Regions from separate parts of the Homo sapiens genome. Here region 2 is linked to region 1. Evidence: read pairs that join two places in POLR2A ChIA-PET (ENCODE). Cell type or tissue: OCI-LY7. All regions are shown on one strand. Links, peaks and the distances in the headings refer to the core of each region. The heading gives the core; the rest is flanking DNA.

The links. ChIA-PET counts read pairs that join two places held together with the same protein. Peaks named below come from ENCODE experiments on the same cell type or tissue, not always from the same donor. Only the 100,000 strongest peaks of a DNase experiment are listed, where the experiment ranks them.
Region 2: POLR2A ChIA-PET joins it to region 1 with 11 read pairs; 3 of 35 experiments call an interaction of 5 or more read pairs at or near these places.

The regions. Positions count from the first base shown.
Region 1 is chr9:110,144,350-110,152,684 of GRCh38, reverse strand. The region is part of intron 8 of PALM2AKAP2 (PALM2 and AKAP2 fusion); the gene reads right to left. It overlaps LOC124902244 (a long non-coding RNA gene), which reads right to left and starts at 2,952. Exons shown (of 2, transcript XR_007061727.1): 1 at 1-2,952. RefSeq lists an enhancer at 4,004-4,253. In OCI-LY7, for the core only: no CTCF peak of the experiment used is centred there; DNase peaks (open chromatin) are centred at 1,334, 3,424, 4,134, 6,124 and 3 weaker places; H3K4me3 peaks cover 7,190 bases; H3K27ac peaks cover 8,000 bases.
Region 2 is chr9:109,937,244-109,945,578 of GRCh38, reverse strand. The region is part of intron 6 of PALM2AKAP2 (PALM2 and AKAP2 fusion); the gene reads right to left. Among named protein-coding and RNA genes, the nearest start is that of PALM2AKAP2, 160 kb to the right of the region's middle. In OCI-LY7, for the core only: no CTCF peak of the experiment used is centred there; no DNase peak of the experiment used is centred there.

The DNA of each region.
Region 1 (8,335 bases), core at 35-8,034:
TGACAGCACTCCGGATGCTCTTCCCCCAATAGTGGACACTGCAGACAGCACCACTGTTTGGGTCTTGAAGATCATTAAATGAATGTGATGCAAATAGTCTGTGCCACAGGCCTGGGAGCTCAATCACATTCTTTTTCATGACCCCATAAGGCCCCTTGAAGTCCCTTGGCCAAGAGGACATGCCCCATTAGACTCCCCAAACCATGATGGTTATCTTTGGTGCTTCTTTTTCACTGATCCAGTGTGCATCTCACCCAGAACTTCCCCAGTAACCCCAGGTCCAGCTTTGCTTACTCCCTCAAACTTTGCTCTGCTATTGGTTTATTCACCTGTAATGATTCAATAGCTTGTGATGCCTGAAATCTGCCCCATTTTCAATGAGAACATCCTGCCATCCAGTTCCTCACCTGCACTGAACACTCTATAGAACACTTTTTTTTCTTTCATTTTTTTGAAATGGAGTCTTGCTCTGTTGCCCAGGCTGGAGTGCAGTGATCTGGGTTCATTGCAACCTCTGCCTCCCAGGTTCAAGCGATTCTCCTGCCTCAGCCTCCTGAGTAGCTGGGATTACAGGCACCCACCACTATGCCTGGCTAATTTTTGTATTTTTACTAGAGACAGGGTTTTACCATGTTGGCCAGGCTGGTCTCGAACTCCTGACCTCAAGTGATCAGTCTGTCTCAGCCACCCAAAGTGCTGGGATTACAGGCATGAGCCACTGTGCCCGGCCAGAACGGCTCTCTTGAAGGACATCGGTCACTATCCTTAAACAACAACATGAACACACAGTGCCATGTAGACCTCAGGGCAGGTCCGTATTGGTCTTGGCTGATGGCCAGCCCTGACATTTACAGAGCAGGGAACAGGTATAATGTGACCTCTATAAGGAACGTAAGGAACCACTACAACAATGTTAGACTGAAATTCCGAGTGGAGGATAGGAAACGTTTAAGTTTATTTCATAAACGTGATCATATTCAAACTATTCCATCTGGAGTAATTTTAGACTTAAGCCTTTGAAGGAGTTTGAGGGTAAGTGGCTTCACTTGGTTGACTCCAAAGATGTGTTTCTAACATTGTGTCCTGTGACCTTAGCTTTGTAGGATAGTTACTTGATGCCTCAAAGAAAAAAATCTTTGGTCAAATTAAGCTTGGGAAACTCTGGGTTAAAGAAAACAAGGAGGGAGAGAGGGATTTGTTTACCAGAGGACTTCTGGTTTTAGTGCTAATATGATTGTGAAGCTCTAATTCAGGAATGGGAGTGCAGCATTTCTTAAGTTTAGTTAACCAGAAAACCTCACTTCATAGAATCTATTAAGTGCCTCAAGAAAAAAAGCCAGGTGCAGAGGCTCATGCCTGTAATCCCAGCACTTCAGGAGGCTGAGGTCAGAGGATCACTTGAGCTCAGGAGTTTGAGACCAGCCTGGTTAACATAGTGAGACCTCATTTTAAAAGTAAGTAAATGAATACAGAAGGGGAAAAAAATTTTAAAGTAAGTAAATGAATACAGAAGGGGAAAAAAGAAGAAAAACAGTTTAGGAAATACTGTTGTCTAATGTACAGTAGTTAACCAGCTTCCAGGGAACTTTTCTGGCCCAAGTTCATTTAATAAGTAAGTATGGGCACACAGCTCATGTACAAGAACGTTCAGCACTGTGTTTTTTTTAACTACACCAAGATATCTTCCTATTGAAGAATGGTTAAGTTAGCTATGGCTCATTTAGGCAATGAAGTATTAGTTAGCCATTATAAATGATGTTTTAGACTCTCAAACTTAGAGGAATGGTTAAGGTCATGAGAAAATATTCAAACTATATTAAGAGAAAAAGCAGACTGCAGAAGTAGATATATTGCAGGAGTTCAAGAGTGCAGGCGGGAGAGCCAGACTGCCTGGGTTCAAATCCTAGTTCACCACTTCTTAACTGTGTGAAAGAAAGCAAAAGTGCATAGCACATGGCAGACACTCAATCAGCATAAGATGAACACTATATGTTGCCTCCTGTGGTGGGCAGAACAATGGCCTCACCAACAATGTCCAAGTCCTAATCCCCAAAACCTGTAATACGTTGCTTTAGAGGTAAAAAGAACTTTGCAGTTGTGATTAAGTTTAGGTACTTGAGATGGGAAAGCTATCCTGAAATATCCAGTTGGGTCTGATGTAATTGTAGGAGGGAACTAGGAGGGTCAGCGAGAGAGAGAGAGAGATCTGAAGATGCTGCACTGCTGGCCTTGAAGATGGAGGAAGGGGCCATGAGCCAAGGAATGTAGGCAGCATACAGAACGAAAGAGGGAAGAAAGTGAACTCTTCCCCAGAGCCACTAGAAGGAACACTACCCACTGACACCTTGATTTTAGCCCAGTCTTAGGTTTGTTTGAGCTGCCATAAAATACCATAGACTGGATGGTTTGAACAACACGCACTTATTTTCTCACAACTTTAGAGTCTGGAAGTCCAAGATCGAGGTGCCAGAATGGTCGGTTTCTGCTGAAGGCTCTCTCCCTGGATTGCAGACAGCTGCCCTCTTGCTGTGTCCACACATGGTGGGGAGAGAAGCTGTCTGATATCTCTTCTTACAAGGGCATTGATCCTGTCATGAGGGCTCCACTCTGTGACTTCATGTAAACCTAATTATATCCCAAAGGGCCCACCTCCAAACACCACCACACTGAGGGTTAAGACTTCAGTATACGAATTTGCGGGACAGGGGTCTCAATTGAGACCAGGCTGGTCTCAATCCTCCTTTTGGATTTCAGGTCTAACTTTTAAAAAGCCAAGAATGGGGATTCCAAAAGTTCTGAAAATTATTTTGGTCAGATAGTCATCCATAGCAGATGAATTTCAGACTTCTGCCTTCTAAAGCTGTAAGATAATGCATGTGTATTTTTAAAAATTATTATTATTAGAGACAAGGTCTCACTATGTTGCCCAGGGCTTGAACTCCTGGGCTCAAGAGATTCTCTAGCCTCAGCTTCCCAAAGTGCTGGCATTACAGGCATGAGCCACTGTGCCTGGCTAAATGCATATTTTTTAAGCTACTATATTTGTGGTAATTTGTCATAGCAGCAATAGAAACGAATGCAAGTATCAACCCAATATTGGCTTCCATGAACCTATGGGCATGGAGAAAATCTAGAAAGGTGGTTATTCCTGGGGGAGTAGGATTATGAATCACTTTTGATTCTTTTTACATTTTTTTCTACAATCAGCACAAATTAATTTTAAAATATAAAACAAACCAGAAAAGTTTTCTTGTAAATATTATTAGCCCACGCTGAGAAAAGCAGGTAAACCTGCTTGCTTTAACTTTTATGGACTAGGCAGATCCACAAGCCCTTCCATCATCCCAGGCGGTGCATACCCAGAGGAGCTCAGAAGGAAAAAAACTGTTCATCTCTGCAATGGTGGTGCTCACAAGACTGTAGCATTGCAAGGTAGACTAAGCAGCAAGGAAGCCCAAAGAGTTTCACTCCAAACTAGCTAGTTTAGTCCCATCATGAGTGGGAAAGCATAAATTGGTGTTTCCTGTTTATTTATCATAAATAGTTATACCACTCTGTGGTCCAGAGAAAGCAAGCCATGCCTTGGCTGTGCTTCTGGATTTTCCAGGCCGGATGGATTTCCCTTGGGCATCTGTGGCGAGCCGTGCTGACAGGAGGCAGAGAAAAGAATCTGCAATTCCTCCCACCCAAAGAACCCGAGAAAAGGCTGCATGCACTCAGAATACAGCTATTGTCATCCCTGACTGTCCAAATCTTCCTTCTGGATTTCAGGTCTAACTTTTAAAAAGCCAGGAATGGGGATTCCAAAAGTCCTGAAAATTTTGGTCAGATATTATGATTTGGGTGATTATTACTCTCTCTATGCATGAAGTCTGAGGTCTTAAATCAAAGAGCCTTTGTTTCCACATTTCTCAAAATAAAAGAAAAAGCCTTCACCCACTCGTATTTAAAAACCAAACTGAACCGAACAAAATCACTCACCAGAGGACATGCCTAAGCCAGGGCCTCCTTCAATGACCTCCTTTCTTCACACAGCATTGGGATAAGGTTGCAAACATCTGAAGCGACCCACAAGTCACCAGAAAGAAATGAGCTCAGACTTGCATTTTCAATTTCGTTTCCTCTCAGTACAAGGGAACATCCTGCTTGTCAGCCCCAGAGTGCACGGACTTGTGCGGTTCCAGCTGTGACCCGCACACCAAGAGCTGGTCCCTTCTTCTTTCATCTCCTCCTTTGAAGGCCCCAGGGGTGGGAGAATGTGATGATATGAATCTTCAGATTATAAACTTAGCTCAGAAATGAGAAATACCACTGCTTGGCAAACAAGTCTGAGAAACTGTCAAATATTATTGCTTAAAGGTAAGTCAAGTTGTTGGATGAGTTGCTGATATTGGGTTTATACCTATGAACACAACTGGAAGATGATGAAAACTCTAGAAGGAAAGAAAGAACTCTGCTCTTACAGGGCAAGCAGAGTTTAAGGCCAAAAAGGAAAAAAGTTAATTAAAACAGTAAGAATGAAAATTATGGTGAATAGTAATTCTCCACCAAGATCCTCTCTTCAAATACATTTCTACTAGCATGGTGGGCTTGGCTGTGTGAAGATTACCTCCCCCCAGAAGGAAAACATTTTTATGGTAATACATGTAATTTTATTCACTCAGTACATTTAATGATGGACTTTTTACTCTTTAGTTTTTCGAATCATAGTGGACTACTGAAAACTCATTATTCCTGACCTCAAGTTTCTAAGAGAAATGTTAATTCTAAGGAAGTAACTGAAAAAAATCCCAGCTAGGAATAGAAAGCAATTTTATCATGTGTGTTCGGTTATTTATTTCAGGCTCACAACTGCTGCAAAAGAGCAACTCACAAATAATTCTACTAAGGCTTTCTGGCCTTTTCTTTCTTTTTAGAGACAGGGTCTTGCTTTGTCACTCAGACTGGAGTTCAGCGGCATGACCATAGCTCACAGCAGCGTTGAACTCAAGCTCAAGCAATCCTCCCACCTCGCCTCCTGAGTAGCTAGGACTAAAGGTACACACCACTAAATTCAGCTATTTTTTCCCCCCGTAGAAACAGGGTCTCACTATATTGCCCAGGTTGGTCTTGAACTTCTGGTCTCAAGCGATCAGCCTCTAAGCTTTTTCTTAAAACAAAAGAGCAACTGTAATGTTGTAATGTTGTAATGACAACAACAATAATAACTCTTACTGGGAGCTTTTTATGTACCAGGCCCTGTCTCAACATTTTTATGAGGTTGGTATAACTTTATTCCTATTTTACTGAGGTTTACAGAGGTGAAGTAAGTTGGTCACAAAGCTAGCAAGTGGTAGTCAGGAATGAAGCTTGAGATATGAATCCAGAGAAGTGACTGTCATATTTTAGCATATATTCTCCCTGACCATCACACATAATTTTTTTTTTTTTTTTTTTGAGACAGAGTCTTGCTTTGTTGCCCAGGTTGGAGTGCAGTAGGGATTGTAGCTCACTACAACCTCCGCCTCCCAGGTTCAGGCGATTCTCCTGCCTCAGCCTCCCGAGTAGCTGGGATTACAGGCATGTGACACCACGCCTGGCTCATTTTTATATTTTTGGTAGACATGGGGTTTCACTGTGTTGACCAGGCTGGTCTCGAACTCCTGACCTCAAGTGATCTGCTGACCTCAGCCTCCCAAAGTGCTGGGATTACAGGCATGAGCCACCTCGCACATAGATTTATACTTGAGTAATGGGAAATAAAAGAGAGACTGGTAATACTTGTGAGTTAGATACACACACATTTTGGGAACCCTTTTAAGTTTACCTTCAAGGCCATGAGAAAGAAAATCTCGTTACAAGAACTACACATATATTCTTTGGTGCTCTAATTGTCTGCCCCATACACTCTCTCCCTGCCCCACCTCACCTCCTAGCCTTCCACCCCATAAGTATGTAGCACACAAAGATCAAATAGATCTGAAATGCCAGTCTCCTTAGGGAAGTACACAGCAAGTAACTATGGCTGGTAAAAGACACAGTCATATTCTGCCCTGAACCCCAGCAGTCACAGAGGACATCCTGCTCCCAAGCCTGGTTTTGATTAGTTCCTATTTCTTACCAAGGAACTTGCAAGAATTAGGTTCTTTGATTCACCTCCTCTCTGTCACCTGAAAACTATGCATCTGTTTTTGTGCATGGCTGAGTCTGATTCCTCATAAGATGCTCCCCTAACTAACTTGCAGCATGGAGAGGCCATGCAGAAGTAGGCAATGAGGACATCACATGGTGGCCCAGCACCAGCAGGAGCCAACCCAGACACACGGATCTATCTGAAGACCCAGCACAATCAGCAGGAACAGCAGAACCTGCTTGTACCAGGGAATTCAGCTGGTGGGGAACGTTCTGCTTTTTCCAAAGTTCTGCTGCCCAGAAGCTGTAACTGCAGGCTTGTCACAGAATAAAGACTTCTGGGCCCATAGGATCTCAAGAGTGAGGCTGGGCTGCACGCGGTGGCTCACGCCTGTAATCCCAAATCCCAGCACTTTGGGAGGCCGAGGCAGGTGGATAACAAGGTCAGGAGATTGAGACCATCCTGGCTAACACGGTGAAACCCCATCTCTACTAAAAATACAAAAAATTAGCTGGACGCGGTGGTGGGCACCTGTAGTCCCAGCTACTCGGGAGGCTGAGGCAGGAGAATGGCGTGAACCTGGGAGGCAGAGCTTGCAGTGAGCCGAGATAGCGCCACTGCACTCCAGACTGGGCGACAGAACGAGACTCCATCTCAAAAAAAAAAAAAAAAAAAAAAAAAGAAGAGTGAGGCTGACAGGCAGGTTTAACCATGGCAGTTGTCTTTTCCAAGCCTTTAAGGGTAATATCTAAAGAGAATGTGGAATTCTATACTTTGAAAAGTCCTGATTTCATTGCACACCTTCACCCCTTGCCAAACATAGCTTCAACATAGTCTTTTCTTACCAATTCCTTTCCAAATGGCATGCATTTTTCAAGAAAACATACTTGCTGGATTTAGATAAAGAGAACACAGGGAAGTCTGGGCCAAGGCAGAAAGATCAATTTTTAAAAGGCAAGGAGAACAGTACGTAGTCATGGTGCTCAATGATCACCAGTCAACTAACTTAGTTGACTTTGACCCTAGTACACCAAAAATGTTCATGTTTAGTTAACAGAATAATGAACACTTATCCCTGCTCATCCTCAAATTTAAAAATTTCTTCCTTGCTTGAGTACCCAGTTCTTTCGAAGTTTTCAAGGAATGAACCTGTTTCTGGAGTAAATGGCAGAGCTTCTTCCTGGGAAATAACTTTCAAAAAGAACTCACAAGAGCAGCTAGGCTAGATGGCTGATGTGGACTAAGTTAGTCCCTTGGCTATCCGCTCAGATCTTTGGACAGCCCGAGTGCTTTTGCCTACTGTAATTTGGGGCATTGGAATTGAGTTCTGAAAGCAGAAAGGAATCATCCTGGGTCACTAGGGAAGCACTGTTTCATGGCCCCTGAGAGTCAAATTTATACACCCAGGCCACCGCAAAAGAAGGATTGCAGAGCCACAGTGGCTCCTAAAAGGAGGATCAAGAAGGACCCAGGAAAATGCAGGGGTTGGGCATAAGATTGGGAAAGGGTAGAGGGAACCTGAGCTACAGGTTGGAGAGAGAAGCTATTACTGTATACCTCATAGAGCAGGCTCAACAAATGGGAAGGAGAAGGTAGGGGAAAGAAGATGGATTTTGGAGACAAATGAGAGCCTGAGTTTGAAACCAGGCTCTCCCATTTTCAAGCTGAGTGACCTTGGGCAACTTAATCTCTCTGGGCTCTAGTAGTAATTCTTTGAAAAAGAATATTATTACAGGTCCACAACTCTTCATATATAATTCCCAAATCCAAAAAACTCTGAAAAGAAAGATTTTTCATAACTTATTTGGCAGCAAAACCTGACATGAGCTGACATGAAGGTCTCCTAGTCTTTACCCACTTAATGTAACTAATTCTTCTTCTCAAGTTTTAGAGTAGAAATTTAATTTGATCACAGGGTGTTGACCCAGAACCTGCCAGTTGTGTTAAATAATAGTATGTTCATTGTATTACTTTTCTAAATAATAGTATATACTTTATAAATTCTCTAAAATCAGAAAAAGTCTGAATCTAGAAATATATCCGGCCTCAAGAGTTGAGGTAATTTGTATCTTAGAGGGCTGTTGGGAGGATTCAGTGAGAAAATAAGAAATGACAAGTGTGAAATAACTAGTATTATATGCAGCTTTAAGGCCTTGATAAATTGTAACTACCATGATTAGACTTTTGTAACCAGAGAATGTTCTAGAAATATGGTGGTGGACA
Region 2 (8,335 bases), core at 308-8,307, 210 kb after region 1:
GTCCAAGACATTGAAACTGTTTTCTCCCTCTATGTAAATAGGTTTATCTGCATGCCAGTTTATGTAATGTCTAAATGATGCTTCAGTGACCACGTACTCAGGAAAATGAAGCTGAGAGTAGTGGAATTTATAAGCATCCAAACCAGGTTTCTCGATAAAATAGCAATTTTATTCCATTGCAGCTGCTTTGATGAACTTGAGATTTAGAGATATTTCCCTCAGTTATTCAAAACCAAGCCTTGGATGAAATAATCTTCAACAGCAGAACTTAGCTCCTTTATTTTTCTCTTCTTTAACGTTTTCTGTTTATGTATAGGTGTAAACAAGATGAGTATAATAAAAATAAAATGACCCATTTTGTGCTCATTAAAATGCAATTATTTCAGAAAATTAACTTTGAAAAGTAAAAACTGATGTTTTTACCTTTCCTATTGAAGTAAATATAATTTCAAGCCAGGAGATTAAAAAAAAGCAATAGATTTAGCACTGAGCAAGCAAAATAGGTCAAATTAGACAGCTTCTATAATAAAATTCTCTCAAGACTATCTTATTTTTTCTGATCTACTTTCCACAGAAGTTAGACTGGATGTAGTATATCATATGTTTTTTCAAAACTATATACTGTGGGACATAATTTTATGAATAATTCATAACAATGCTATAAATGGGCAAATAACTTAAAGTTAAGATAACTCTTATTAAAACCAGTAATCATGTTATATCTTTATTTCATTACTATACTATTGTTATTTTATTAAATTGTTTCCCTTTGGTTTTACTACATATGTGGCTTTTTGCTTTGGGGGAGTGCTGAGAAGGTATTTCAAAAACTGTTCATTGTGTTCTAGATAAAAAATATTCTTTGCTCTTCTGGAATCTCCAGAAGCTAAAAACAAAACAATGCCCTAAGAAGCTCAGCTATGTGCCACTTAATATTTGTTATGAAATTAAGTGCTTAACATTGAGAAGATAGGTCTTTCTTAATTTTTAAAAGTTTTTTAAAGTTTTTTTTTTTGAAGGGCAGATAAACCTACAAGTTGAAGTTACCTAAAACATTCTCTTTCTCATGGGGCCAGAAAGAAAAGAGTATGGATGCAAGGCTTTGTAATCAACTGGGGAGGAGATGAACAGTTAATGCATTACAGCACCATCCATGATGAAGTGGGAGCATCATGGCAACCATTGTAGGTTGGACAGACTGTTTTAGAAATATGGTCACTGCAAAGATACTTCTCAAGATGATCTCCTCATTGAAAATAGATTAACATGACCAGAAAATATCCAGAAAAAAGAAACAATATAAAAATTTACATTTTTTTAAGAGAATAGAAACAAGGCTTGTGAATTTGCCTAAGTTTGGAGATCAATTGCTACTGATGCTTCAAACAATGTTTGTTTCATGTCCTTAGAAATTTTAAAATGGTGCTTCTTATATAAAGGGTTCATCGGTTAAACCATAGAAAGAGAGACAACCGCTGATGGGCAGGTTATGGAATCAGTCCCTACATTTCAGCTGTGACAAGCTCTGGGTTCTTCTACATTGACTTCATTTCAGTTTTAACAGAAAGAAAGCCATGAATGCACAATACTGTAATCTGGAAGCTTATGTAAGGCAGCAAAAAGCATCACCCTAGATCGGACAGACTAAGTAAGGTCCACTTTTGGCTACACTAGCAACCGGCTAGAGCCAACAGCATTTTGCCACACAAGATATAAAAACAAAGATCCACAGCAAAGGAGGCAAGTGAGAAACCAGAGACATGGCAGTGTGTGACTACGTTACAGGAACACACTACAAAATGAAACCCCCAGTGCCAATGGGTTCAATTCCAGTCAAGTGAGTTAAGGCTACCATATCACTGGCTGATACGAAGAGTCCATTCCAATCGAGCAGGAAGGAAGTGATTCACTCTTGAAGACACAAGGAAAGGTTTAGAGGAAAAGCAAGTTCTTGGAGAGAATGAAGCACACACATGCACGTTGTCTCTCAGGTGAGGAAAAGGAAAAAAAATGAGAGAGATCAAAGCAATTCAACTGCAAGGCAAGGCAGGTGTTTGCTTCCAGTTCACAGTATTGCAGTTAGTGGTACAGTGAGGTCTACGTGAGTGGTGGAGAGTACAGGCTGCCCAGAAGAAAGGAGAAGAAAGAAGTGGTCACATGACAACACAGCATTGACAGCGCTTTTTCTTTTGGGTACCTGGGGCTGGCTCTGTAGCTAGGCTCTCTTCCTTCCCTTCTGGGGATGAGGGCTCTGTGGTGTCTGAGACCGGCCTCCCGGACACAAGCTCAGCCGCGTTCCCGTCAATAGTGGACACGTCCGTCACTGTCTTCTCCCTCAATGACTTCTCATCATCTTCATCAATGAGGACCAATTCAGCCTTGATGGTTTCATCATAGCCTAGCACCTTTTTCGTCTCCTCTTCATCCTCGATATTTTGGTAGCCCATAAAAATCATGGTGACGGGCTGATCCAAGTTTGCCTCCGGCCCTGCAGCGCTGGGGGCTTGGGCCTGCTGCCCTGGGTTCCCGGAAGAATGGTCTTTCCTAGACTTATGTACCATTTCTAACTTAGCTTCTTTGCAGAGCATGTGTTCCTTGGGATGGCTGAGGCTCCCATCTGCAATCACAGTCCTTTCAGACACGTGCCCTCCTCCTAAGCTTGATTGTCCAGCCTTCTGAATAAGCTCTTCTACATCCTTTGTGCTTAATTTGTGCACTCCATTTTCTACTACGGTGCCTCCTGAGCGCACCTCATACACTACTTTGGTACCATCATCATAGACTTTGACTCCTTTCTGATGGACCCCCTCTGGGCCAATGGTAGATGTAGAGAGAATCTTGGTCTCTCCTGTTTGTTTGTCTTTCTCCACATTAATTTCCATGGCGTACACAGCTTGAATGAAAACAAGAGAAAGGAAGTGCATGTTACAACAAAAAAAGCCAGTGAATGGTTAATTGCCAAACAGACAAAAAAAAAGGTTTTGTGCCCTTTCTATTCTAACTGCCAAGCATCTTGAGTGTTAGAGTGAGGTGCGCACTGTGAATAAAGATGGTTATATCTGTATTGTAACACAGCAGTTTAATGCACTTGGAAGACAGATGCACGGTTGCTATATCTCAATGGCACTCACACATTTAAGGAAGATCTGCTAAAATAAGGGCACAAGAGACTTTAGATCTTAGTGTGAAGAATTTCATGGAGGCTGGCAACATGCAAACTACCTTGACTGAGGGCTTCCCAGGCTGACAGACAATTTACAAACCCTTGGTTAAAATGTGTTCCAGGTCCAAAATTTTAAATAAATGAAAAAACCTCTTTCATCAAGTGTTTTCGTTTTCTCTACATTTCCACAAAGGTTTTCATAGGTGGGTCATGGCTATCCTCCACTGTACTATACAACAGAATATTTTCAACAATTGAAAAAGCATGGGAGCATTCATATTATGTGCCCTGTGAGTACTTCAGTCACTAAACTAGGTACCTAAAATAAGAACTAAGAAAAGAACAAGACAGAAGTAACATCACATAGGACACTGGAATTTGAAGACAATGATCGCAGAAGGCCTCTTTCATCTTCCATGCACAGAGTGCCAAGTCCTGCTGCCCACAATACCTTTCCCATCTGTTGTCTTCTTTTTGTTCCATTAATACCTTTCCCATCTGTTGTCTTCTTTTTGTTCCATTGCTACTGGTCAATGTAAGACATTCACTTCCTCTTCCCTAGATTGTTGGAAGAGCTTCCTACCTGGTCTCCCCCTCCCCTTGCCCCTGTCTCTCAGTCTTGTATCCTTTCTAATTCATCCCAACTCTTGCTGCCAGTCTGGGGTTGCTAAGGACAGCTCTTTCCTGTCCTATAGACTCTTGTGACACCTCATACTTCCAAACTGGTTTCTTCACAGTCTTCCTGGATGGGAAGAAACTGTGCATCAGGCCCATAGAGCCACCAGGCTCCAGGTGCCCTTTATCTGGATGTGCCACGAACCCATCAAACTCAGCAGCTTCCAAACTGACTCCAGCTTCTTCTATCAAAACTATTCCACAGTCTCCATGCCAAATAACAGCAGCACTGCTACCTAGTCTCTCAAGCCACAGGCCTGAGAATCACACCTGACTTGTTCTTTTCTTCCTACTTTCTTACAGCCAAACACTCACTGACAGTAAATCATTCTACTTCAGATATATCTCATCCATCTCCTCACCACCATTTCTGTCACCAAGGCCTTAGTCCAGGCCCTCCTCTGCTCTCTGCACAACAGCCTTGCTTTTTATTTTACCTAACACTTCTGTCTTCTTGCTCTAGTCTAGAAGACTGCAAACTGTGGCCAGAGGGCCAAAGACAGCCTGAGCCTGTTTCTGTATGGCCAGAGGAGCTAAGAGTGGTTTTACACTTGTAAAGGGTTGTTTCTTTAAAAAAAAAAAAAAAAAAAAAAAAGAAGAGGAAGAAGAAGAAGAAGAGAAGGGGAAGGAGAAGGAAGAAAAAAGAAGAGGAAGGAGAAGAAGAAAGAGAGGGAGGAAAAGATGGGGGAAGGAAAGAGAAAAGAGAAAGAAAACAATTAATGTGTGACAAAGACTATATGGTCCACAAAGTCTAAAATAGTTAAAATCTGGCCATTTATACAAAAATTTTGCCGACCCCTGCCAGCCTGTGCTCCATCCTGCCCACAGTTACTTGAGTCATAAACCCTCTGTTGGTTCCTTGTGTCTTTAGAAAATAAACACCAAACTCCCCAGCATGGCATATAGTTCCCTTCAGGATGTGTCTGCAAACTTCCTTTCTAGCCTTGTCTTGTGGGCTCTCTCATTCTTTACACATTGTGGCCATAACGACTTCTCACTATTCCCAGGACACTCAACTTCCTCCCACGGCTGCTCATCTGTGTGCCTGCTGTCCCTCTGCCTAGATAGCCTTCTGTTGCTCCTCCAAACTTCTAGAGATCTAGCCCATCTGCTTGTCATTGTCTTGAGTCCCTACCTCTTTCTGAATAAGTTCCCTGTGTTAAGAAGATCCAAACTATCTTTTCAACCATATGTTCTAGTGCTCCTTTTCCATTTAGCACAACCAAATAACACCATCCCAGACGTAAATATCTTCTGCTTTTGTTAAGATTCCCTTCTCCTGAAATGTCTTTGTTTTGAGTTTCTACATATCCAAATATGGCCCATTGATTAACGCCAAGGTCAACTGCCTCCTCTTCCATAAGCTTTCTTTGATCCTTCCATCTCTAAGTCATCCCTCTCTTAAAATTTTCTCAATACTTTTTCTAAACTTCTCTGAAGGCTCTTAACAATTACCACTCAGTTGTATAATTATCTGTGGGAATGTTTCATCAGCTTCATAGATTTTTAGGATCTTTTGAGGGTTAGTTTCTTGCCCAACACCTATCCATGATGCCCCCTCCCTGTCAGCACCTACCTTAGAGCCATTTGTATAGCAGGTACCCAATATACACATCTCTCAAACAAAGGCTAATAATTCAAGAGTCTAATATGGTTGTTGTAATCTAGTAACAAATACTTTGTATAATATGACACCAATGAAATGGTACACACAGTAATTAATGTTTGAACTTGTTTGAAAAAATAACAGTGATGATATTGTTCCATCTGCTTGCATAATAAGATACACTCTGTTCCTGGTTAACACTTAACTAAAAAGATTATGAAACAAAATCCCATGTTTGGTTTTCATCAGATCCATTTTGAAAGTTTCACTTGTTCAGCATAAAGATCTCAAGTTTCTTCAAGTGACACAATGGGAGGCCAACCAGCATTTGTCATAGAGGTGCATGGACACACACAATGACTGTGTATCCAAATAAACATTTATCTCAGTTAGTTCCTGATTTCTCACAAAATGTGCCATCAGAAGAATAGAATAGGCATTTAAAATTTGCATGGACTCCAAAAGCCTGTTCTTGAAATATAACACTTATTTTAAAAAGCAGTTTGGGATTAGAATATATCTTATCACTATTAACACACTCATGGGACACAGTTATAAATAAGGAAAGTAATAATTGTTAGTTTGTAGGTACAATATCTTATTATTCTGCAAACATTCAGTTATCTGTGAACAAATCCACACACTGGCCTGCGATCAATACAGAATATGGAACAAAATATTTCTATTTTTATATCCATATGTGATAGGATAAAAATACAAATTATTAACATGGGGATGTTTACAGATATCCCTCTCCCTCTTCCCACCAATGAGAATGCTGATCATTGTTGGTCCAATTTTCTGTCATTTTAATCTTTGCCTGTTCTAGAATCAGAGCCTGGAAGAAAGGAGAGATGATGATGAAAAGTTCTTTGCTGGAAAGGTTAAGTATATCCACATAATACACAAATGAGAAAGAAGGAGTTTAGTGGGAAAGAGAGTAAAAACTGTATGAAATATGCATAGAGAAGGAGTATTTTGTGGTGGTAAATGATGCTTTAGAGCAGGTGATATGTGGAGGAAAGAAAAGTGAATATGAGAATTATTACTTAGTGGAGATATAAATTAGGTCCCTTTTATTTATTTTTTATTATTATTATTATTTTGAGACAGAGTCTTACTCTGTCACCCAGGCCGAAGTGCAGCGGTGCGACTTTGTCTCACTGCAACCTCTGCCTCCCGGGTTCAAGCGATTCTCCTGCCTCAGCCTCCCAAGTAGCTGGGGTTACAGGCATATGCTACCAAGCCTGGCTAATTTTTGTATTTTCAGTAGAGATGGGGTTTCACCATGTTTACCAGGCTAGTCTCAAACTCCTGACCTCAAGCGATCCACCCTCCTCAGCCTCCCAAAGTGCTGAGATTACAGGCGTGAGCTACCGCACCCGGCCAAGGTCCCTTTTAATATCCTTCAGGAGAAATAGTTAAAGAACAGAACACCTTCTTAATGGTTTTTTGGTGTGCAATTTTAAGCTGTAGTTCTTTAAATGTGATATGGCTCTGGGACTGAACCACATGTGACATGGTTTTACTAGGGTTACCTATTTATATTTACATGTTGTACACTATTCTTCCAATATTCCTAGAATATGAGCATAGAATATTTTAAGAATTTTAATATAATTTTATAATAAAATAAACTTAGATATGTTATGTCACAAAATGCATATGTATTTTTTTCCTAGATAAAACATAAGGCTTCAGAGGAACCACAAATCACACTTAAGAGTGTGATTCTACATTCCTTTCTGCATTCACTCTTTCCTCCAGTAAAGAGAACAAAGGCGAACACTTTGAGAAGCTCTGACTTAACCCAAAGGCAATATTTCGTTTTCATGGATACATATATGAGAATGTTATCTAGGCCTTTTAGAAAGCCATGCAAGAGGTGTGAATGTTTAAATGTCATCTTTATGAGTAAGCATTTATATTTTGCTTCAGTTCTCAGCCAATAATATACAAAAGCATGAACTAGAGTGCATATGAACCAATAGGAACATAAGACTTACGTTTTCAGTGCAATGTCTTATTTTTGATGCACAAGATTTTAAAAACTCTTCTACTTCCTGTTGCTGCCAAAAGTTTATACCAATGGCCTCTCACACTTTTCATCCCTTTGTCTCTAACCACAAAGCACAGAGCATACTCTCTAACCTGCCCTGTCTTCTCTCCAGCTTCTCCATGTCAGAGGTACACTACAATTTGTATAATGATGAGGGTCAAAGGGCTTGCTGCCTTTGTTCATCTTATTTAAAAAATGAGGAGGGAGTGCTGTTGAGGGGTGAGGGCTTTCTGGGGAGCCCTGAAAGAAATCTTGAAACATACATGGACATACAGAAAAGTATTTGAAGGAAAGCTCTGGAAATTTTCCTGGATGAAGGACCTGGGGAAGAAGGAAAAGAAATAGAAGACAATTCAATGGAAGTTTCACTGATAGGCTGGCTGAAATCTGGAAGTATGTTTTTATTAAATTATGTATTTAATTATTGATTTCCAAACCCTATATACTGATGACAATGAGATTGGAGTATATAAAGCATATTTGCTACTCCTTCCAAGAAGCCAGCGAGACAGCTGAGTAATATGCTGTTTTTAAGAATTATTTTATTTTATTTTATTTTAATATGCTCTTTTTATTAAAGAGAGTAAGAACGAATGTTGCTAGCTTATTCAAAGGGATACAGATGAATGACTGCATGGATACTTTGATTTTGGGCCTCCGCATTTGGTTTTCTTGGTTCTTGCTCCCTAATAATTCTTTCATCAATAGGGAAACGCCCTGAAGGAGTAGAGACATTAAGTTGAGGTTGAGAATTCCAGTCTCTAGGTTCTGAAAACACCCAGGTGTGGAGCGGAGTGTGAGGCCTCTGGGGAAGGTGCCCACCTAAAAACCA